Regions from separate parts of the Homo sapiens genome. Here region 2 is linked to region 1. Evidence: chromatin loops called from intact Hi-C (ENCODE). Cell type or tissue: psoas muscle. All regions are shown on one strand.

Region 1 (4,000 bases):
GATGTGCATCTTACAACATTCAGCTCTTAAAATTTTTTTTGCAATAATTTTACACTTAAAGAAAACATGTACAAACTACCTAGTGCCAAGATCTTGGTTTCTAAATATCATTCTCTAATAAAAGGAACAAAGAAACCTTGAAGAAATAGCTGATTACAGGGCTGGATGAGAGAAAATAGAAGAAAAGGCAAAAGCATCTTGTAGTACCAGAAAGCAAGGTAATGCTCAAAAAACAAAGGAATGGGGCCATGTTAAAGGGCCACAAAAGCCTACCACAGAGAACTCCCCATGGCCAATGCTGGAATAATTTGAGTGACAAAACAAATAATGGCATTATTACACTATACATAATGCCATATTACACTATAATGCAAAGAATAAAATAAATAAACATAAGTCCATACTGTTATTAATACATGATAAATAATAAATAAGAGTGAAATCTTCCTTACAGGATATGTAAGAGATATAGAAACTCCTCCCTCCAGGAGAAACTTAACTGCACCCCCTGACCTCAACTCCTTCCTTTCAGAGTGGGCTGGACTTAGTGACTCCTTTCCAAAGAAAAGAACAAGAAAAATTGGAATTTAACAATAAAGAATAATAGAGACTGGCCCTGGTGGCCCCCACCTGTAATCCCAATGCTTTGGGAGGCTGAGGCAGGAGGATCGCTGAAGGCCAGGAGTTCAAGACCACCTTGGGAAACATAGCCAAGACCTTGTCTCTACAAAAAATTTAAAAATAGTTAGCTGAGTGTAGTGGCATGTGCCTGTAGTCCCAGCTACTCAGGAGGCTGAGGCAGGAGGAGCCCTTGAACCCAGGAGTTCAAGGCTACATTGAGCTATGATAGCATCATTACATTCCAGCTTGAGCTATAGAGCTACTTTAAAAAGAGAGAGAGAGAGAAAATGGCAGATTACTACCTTAACTAAGATATCAAGGTTTACCTCACCAGAGAGATCATGTTGATAGCATCTACCCTCTGATATGATGTAATGAAAGGGTACTTTGCCTCTGCGGTATTATTTCCAAAAAACAAATAACCCCACTCCAATCATGAGAAATACATAAGGCAAACCAAAACGGAAAAACAGCCTACAAATGTCTCACCAATACTCCTCAAACTGTCAGAGTCATGAAAAACAATACTAAGAAACTATCACAGACCAGAGGAGATTTGAGAGATGTAGCAACTAAATGCAATGTAGTAACCTGAATTGGATCTTGAACAGAAGAGGGATATTAAAAAAATAATAAGTGAAATCTGAATGAAGTCTGGAGTTTAAAAAGACATTAACCGAAAAACAGGTGAAATCCAAATAGTCTGGGGTTTAGATAACAGTAATGTGCTAATGTTGGTTTCTTAGTTTAAAAAAATATACCACAGTAGGCCAGGCGTGGTGGCTCACACCTGTAATCCCAGCACTTTGGGAGGCCAAGGCGGACGGATCACAAGGTCAGGAGATCGAGACCACCCTGGCTAACATGGTGAAACCCTGTCTCTACTAAAAATACAAAAAATTAGCTGGGCATGGTGGCGGGTGCCTGTAGTCCCAGCTCCTCGGGAGGCTGAGGCAGGAGAATGGCGTCAACCCGGGTGGCGGAGCTTGCAGTGAGCCGAGATTGCGCCACTACGCTCCAGCCTGGGTGACAGAGCGAGACTCCATCTCAAAAAAAAAAAAAAAAAGGCACCATAGTAATTGAAAATATTAACACTAGAGGAAACTGAAACTGAGAAGGGTGTATTATACAGTAACTTGCTGTACTATTTTTTTCTTTTTCAACTGTGAAAATAGAGTATTTGGTTTTTGTCTCCAATTCCTGGCACAAACTTTATAAAACTCTGGAAGCTTCTTGAGTAACAATGAGGTGGAGGAGAATGTTTTGCTATTCATAGCAAGCTCCTTTCAACCATACCTGAATTTATGCTACTAAGGTGAACAGCCTCAAGATAGAGGCTGGTTGCCAGGGCAACCAACCATGTGATCAGATGGTTCCAACATTCAATCCTTTCCCCAGACCTCTGAGGGAGGGAAGAAAGGGTGGAGACTGTAGTCAATCACCAATGGACAATGATTTAATCAATCATGTCTCTGTAATGGAATCTTCATGAAAACCTTAATCTAACAGGTTCAGAGAGGTTCCAGGTTGAATGCATTAACATGCCAGGAGGCAGAATGTGTCCAAAGCTCCATGGAGACAGAAGCTCCTGTACTCAAGACCCTTCCAGACCTCACCCTATATGCCTCTTTATCTATTTGCGCATTTGTATCCTTTATAATAAACTGGTAATAGTAAAGTGTGTCCCTGAGTTCTGTAAGCTATTATAATAAATCGTTGAACATGAGGCAGAGGTTATGGGAACTCCCAATTTGTAGTCAAGTTAGTCAGAAGTACTGGAGAACTGGGATTTTGATTGGTGTCTGAAGCTGGAATTGAGGCAGTCTTGTGGGACTAAGCCCTACTTAGCCTGTGGGGTCTGATGCTAACTCTAGGTGGATAGCATCAGAACAAAATTGAATTGCATTGGTGTCCACAGTAAACTGGAGAATTCTTGGTGTGGAAAATTGATACATTTGGTATCAGAAATGTTGTGAGTACAGGACAAATTTTTTCTTTTATCTACTTTTACATATCTTAAATTATTATAAAGTAAAAGTTTATTTTCTATTTTACTATTGTTTTTTAAGGCAGAGTCTTGATCTGTCACCCAGGCTGAAAGGCAGTGTGAGATCCTAGTTCATTGCCACCTTGATCTCCCTGACTCAAGCAATCCTCCTGCCTCAGCCTTCCGAGTACCTGGGACTACAGGCATGTGCCACCACACCCAGCTAGTTTTTTTTAATTTTTAGTAGAGATGAGGTCTTGTTATGTTGTCCAGGCTTGCCTTGAACTCCTAAGCTCAAGCAGCTTCCCAAAATGCTGGGACTACAAGCATGAGACACCAGGTCCAGCCCAGACATTTATTTTTTAAAAACTACAAGGAATTTCCATATACATGTTACTCAGATTGCCCAAACTCAACGTTTTGCCACATTTAACTTATCAGTCTCTTTCTACTCCCTTTATAAAGATATTTTTCATCATTCCCTTTTACTCCTTAATATTTCAATGTATATTTCTGTTAAAAGTACATTTATCAAAATAAGGAAGTTAGTATTAATACAATACTATCCAATACAGACCGTCACATTTCACCAATTGTTTCACTAATGTACTTTATAACAAAAATATGAAAAAAGAGTAATATAAAATAAAAATTGGTTCCATTCTAACCCATGATCCAATCGAGGGTCATACATTATTTTTAATTGTCATACCTCTTTGGACTTCTTTGATCTGGAATGCATTCTTCAGTCTTTGTTTTTCATGACCTTGACATTTTTGAAAAGTACAAACCATTTATTTTGTGAAATGTCCCTCAATTTGGGCTTTACTGATTGTTCTTCATGTTTATGTTCAGGTTATGCATTTTTGCAGTAATACAGCAGAAGCGATGTGCTCTTGTGAATCCTGTCGAGATGCATGCTATTGGTCCCACTACTGTTAGTGTTAACTTTCACAACTTGGTAAAGGTGGTATATGTCATGTATGTCCATTGTATAGTTGCTATTTTTTTTTCCATTTTTGATTAGTATCTTGTGGGGAGATATTTTGAGTATGTAAAAACATCCTCCTTGTAACCAACTCTTCACAAAATACCGTAAAATCCATTAATGATTTTTGCCTGAAACAATTCCTGACTAGAATTCTATTCTACATCAACTTGTCTAGCTCCATAAAAGCGCACGTATTTTTCTCACAAATAGGACTTTTTATTTGCCACTATTATAAGTCTGAACTTTAAACAGATTCTTGGACTGGTGGTTCATATCCATCAACTCATTCAACTTTAACACCTGTCTCATCCCCAGTGGCTTTTCCAGTACTACTACCTTCACCATGAAGCTCCATGAGTTTTCCCAATTCAAACTTGGGCTTCTTCAGCATTTTTACTTTC
Region 2 (4,000 bases), 57 kb after region 1:
AAAGAATAGTACAATTTCAATAATTGTGGTTGAAATATGTTGTCAATTAAACCTAAATATTTAAGGAGACAAACTGTTGCCTTTTTAATGCATTGTAGTGAGTGAACTTAACAAATTAAAGAATTGGAGAGAAGTAAAATAGTTTGTACATTATCAGTGATACTTGTTTACAAGCTTTATTTTGTGTACATATATGTTAAAAGAGAAAACCATGAGCCATGTTTTAAAATATGTACTTGTTTTAGTTGTTGATTCACTGATGAAGAAATTTCTGATGTTAGGATTTTTTTTTTTTGTTTTTTAGCATACTGTTACTAGTGTTGTATGACCGTATTCTGGAGACTAGGCATCAGAACAAGGATAAATTTGTTATTAGTTGAAAAATCTGATTTTCATGGTAGGGTAATTCACAGTTTCTTTATAGCTTAGTGTTCTGTCTACCTCTAAGAGGTGGACAGGGTTCCTGAAAAGACTGAAATATTAAACCAGTACAACAAGGATTTCATTTTCAAAAAGAAAAAAACAAATATTAGGAAAAATGATTACAGTTTTTGGTCTTCAGTGTTTCATAACCAAGTGTTTATAAAAAAAAAGGACTTACTCTGCATCAGATTGAGAGCCCAGCAAAGTACAATTATAGTGTATAGTAAATGGACAAGTGGGTAGAAGGAACAAAGACTAAAGAAGAACTACATGGTGGAGGCCAGGCACAGAGGCTCGTGCCTGTAATCCCAGCGGCCGAGGCAGGCAGATCATGAGGTCAGGAGTTTGAGACCAGCCTGACCAACATGGTGAAACCCTGTCTCTACTAAAAATACAAAAATTAGCCGGGCGTGGTGGCACACACCTGTAATGCCAGCTACTCAGGAGGCTGAGGCAGGAGAATCGTTTGAACCCTGGAGGCAAAGGTTACAGTGAGCCAAGATTGCCCCACTGCACTCCAGCTTGGGCAACAGAGCAAGACTCAGTCTCAAAAAAAAAAAAGAACTACGTGGTAGAAAAATTGATGCTTGTGGGAATTTATTAGAGGACTGTGGGTTAAATTTAGTACTGAATGCAGCCTTTTGTTGTTTAAAAAATTTTTTTGAACTCACAGTCTACATCAGCATCAGCATCTGCGTCACCATTTCAATCTGCATGGTATAGTGAATCTGAGATAACTCAGGGAGCACGCTCAAGATCGCAGAACCAGCAACGGGATCATGATTCAAAAAGACCTAAACTTTCCTGTACAAACTGTACTACCTCAGCTGGGAGAAATGTTGGAAATGGTTTAAACACATTATCAGGTAAGAATGAGTTTCTGTAGGTATTTTAAGCCGTTTTTCTCCAGGTGTAACACAGTTGTTCTTAGTTTTGGAATGAGGCAAGTAGATTTTATATGAAGACAGTGGGTCAGAAATGTAGTGGAATTTCCAAAATCTTACTTTAAATTAATGCTAGAACTGATACTCTTCTGCATTTTTCTTGTAAAATTGATATAGATATCCTAAACAGGACATTAGCAGATTTTAATTAGAATAGCTGGTATTTTATGATAATCAAATTGGTAAATGTATGTATTCTTTTGGTTATTATATTTTGTAATTGTTACAAGGAAAGCTAAATCTACTGATATGTTTAAAATATTGCTTAAGCATGTCTTATATAAATGATAAACATTGTAGTACATAATATTTATTTTCAGAAAATACGGAGGCTAAGGCAGGATGATCGCTTGAGGCCAGGAGTTTAAGGCCAGCCTAGACAACATAGTGAGACCCTGTTTCTACCAAAAAAAAAAAAAGAGAGAATTAGCTGGGCATGGTGGTGCATGCCTGTAGTCCCCAGCCACTTGAGGGGCTGAGGCTGGAGGATCGCTTGGTCCCAGGAGTTTGAGGTTATGGTGAGCTATGATCATGCCAATGCACTGTAGCCTGGTAGACAGAGCAAGACTCTGTTTCTTAAACAAAAAACAAATACAGAAACTCTTGAGTTACAAAAAAATGGTGGTTATTTTAGTAGGAGTTCTTTTTTTTTTTTTTTTTTTTTTTTTTTTTTGGAGACGGAGTCTCGCTCTGTCGCCCAGGCTGGAGTGCAGTGGCGGGATCTCGGCTCACTGCAAGCTCCGCCTCCCGGGTTCACGCCATTCTCCTGCCTCAGCCTCCCAAGTAGCTGGGACTACAGGCGCCCGCCACTACGCCCGGCTAATTTTTTGTATTTTTAGTAGAGACGGGGTTTCACCGTTTTTAGCCGGGATGGTCTCGATCTCCTGACCTCGTGATCCGCCCACCTCGGCCTCCCAAAGCGCTGGGATTACAGGCGTGAGCCACCGCGCCCGGCCTAGTAGGAGTTCTATACAAGGGATTAGAAAGTCATAGTTTTAGTCCTCTAACTAGATGAGTGGCATTGGGCAAGATACTAACCACTCTGGGATTTGGATGGTCTATCCATAAAGCTTCATGCCTGGTATTATGTACTGAGACACATATTTTTCACACACGTTGAAAAGATCTTTTGTTGAAAGGTCAGGAGGCTACCGTCTCACTCATACTCCTCTTCCAATGAAATGTTAGCCAGTGCCAGTGTTTAAGAGGAGCCAAAACTTGTGGTGACACAATTGGAGGTAAAATTCTTTAAATGTTTGTGTATTACCAGTTGAAGTAGTGTAAGCAGTTCCTGTCTATTTTGATAAGCTGGAATGCCATGGGAAAGACGTGCCTATCTGAAGGATATTAAGAATGTTGTGATAGCTAAGAGCAGACTGTTAATAACTTTGTAGACAAACACCACTGTGCCAGAGATATTTTTGTTCTCTTCTGCTATGTGAAAACGTTATAAATACTCTAGGCCATTTCTCTTAATAAAGAGGAATTATTAAGGCTACTAAGATTAGGGAAGAAAGAATCAAAATTTCAAGGTAAATAGTGAAGGAAAGAGGTTTGAGACTTAATGTTTAATTTACTTTTAAATCATATCTAATAAAATTACGATAACTGTAACAATACTTTGATTCTTAGAATTAAGAATTCTAGAATAAAAAATCAAGCAACTGTGGTAGCAGTAAAAATAATTCTGATGAAATTGTGTTGTTCACATCTTCCCTTTCCGGATGCCTTTGATTTTGATACTGGCAGTTCTCCAGCATCACTTTCATTGACTTTTTTTGTGAAATTCTCCATCTTTGGCAAGATTTACATTTTTGTTCTGTAATCGTTTTACATAATGTATAGGTAGATGTTGTGAGAAGTGATTGAGACATTGACATTGTGTATGGGGTAGATTTTAATGTTAGGCAGAGAAGAATATGTTTAGAGTAGGAAATAATTTTATAAGTGATTAGTTCATTTGTGAATAGTTTTATGTTTTACTGAATTGTGTTTCTGATAACAACTATATAACCGGGGATTCTCATGATAAACAACAGTAAGGCCGGGTGCGGTGGCTCGTGCTGTGATCCCAGCACTTTGGGAGGCCGGGGTGGGCGGATCACTAGAGGTCAGGAGTTTGAGACCAGCCTGGCCGACAGGGTGAAACCCCATCTTCACTAAAAATACAAAAATTAGCCGGGCATGGTGGCACGCGCCTTGTAGTCCCAGATATTCAGGAGGCTGAGGCAGGAGAATCACTTGAACCCAGAAGGTGGAGGTTGCTGTGAGCTGAGATCGTGCCACTACACTCCAGCCTGGGTGACAGAGTGAGACTCCGTCTCAAATAATAATAATAATAATAAATAACACTAACTTTCCTCTCTATTACTGAAGATTGTCATCATCCAAAGCCTTGAAAGCTTTCTCTGAAATAAAACTTCTTCATTTATTTTAAGATTCATCTTGGAGGCATAGTCAAGTTCCTAGATCTTCATCAATGGTACTTGGATCATTTGGAACAGACTTAATGAGAGAGAGGAGAGATTTGGAGAGAAGAACAGATTCCTCTATTAGTAATCTTATGGATTATAGTCACCGAAGTGGTGATTTCACAACTTCATCATGTATGTATAAATTACATCAAGTATAAC

The links. Peaks named below come from ENCODE experiments on the same cell type or tissue, not always from the same donor. Only the 100,000 strongest peaks of a DNase experiment are listed, where the experiment ranks them.
Region 2: a loop joins it to region 1, with 20 times the contacts of the local background. A loop is called at or near these places in 1 of 110 quality-filtered maps.

What each region holds. Positions count from the first base shown.
Region 1 is chr2:159,685,372-159,689,371 of GRCh38, forward strand. It overlaps a transcript of BAZ2B not described here. Among named protein-coding and RNA genes, the nearest start is that of MARCHF7, 25 kb to the right of the region's middle. In psoas muscle, no CTCF peak of the experiment used is centred here; no DNase peak of the experiment used is centred here.
Region 2 is chr2:159,741,965-159,745,964 of GRCh38, forward strand. MARCHF7 (membrane associated ring-CH-type finger 7) reads left to right here. Exons shown (of 12, transcript NM_001282805.2): 5 at 1,097-1,289; 6 at 3,806-3,973. Among named protein-coding and RNA genes, the nearest start is that of MARCHF7, 31 kb to the left of the region's middle. In psoas muscle, no CTCF peak of the experiment used is centred here; no DNase peak of the experiment used is centred here; H3K27ac peaks cover 340 bases.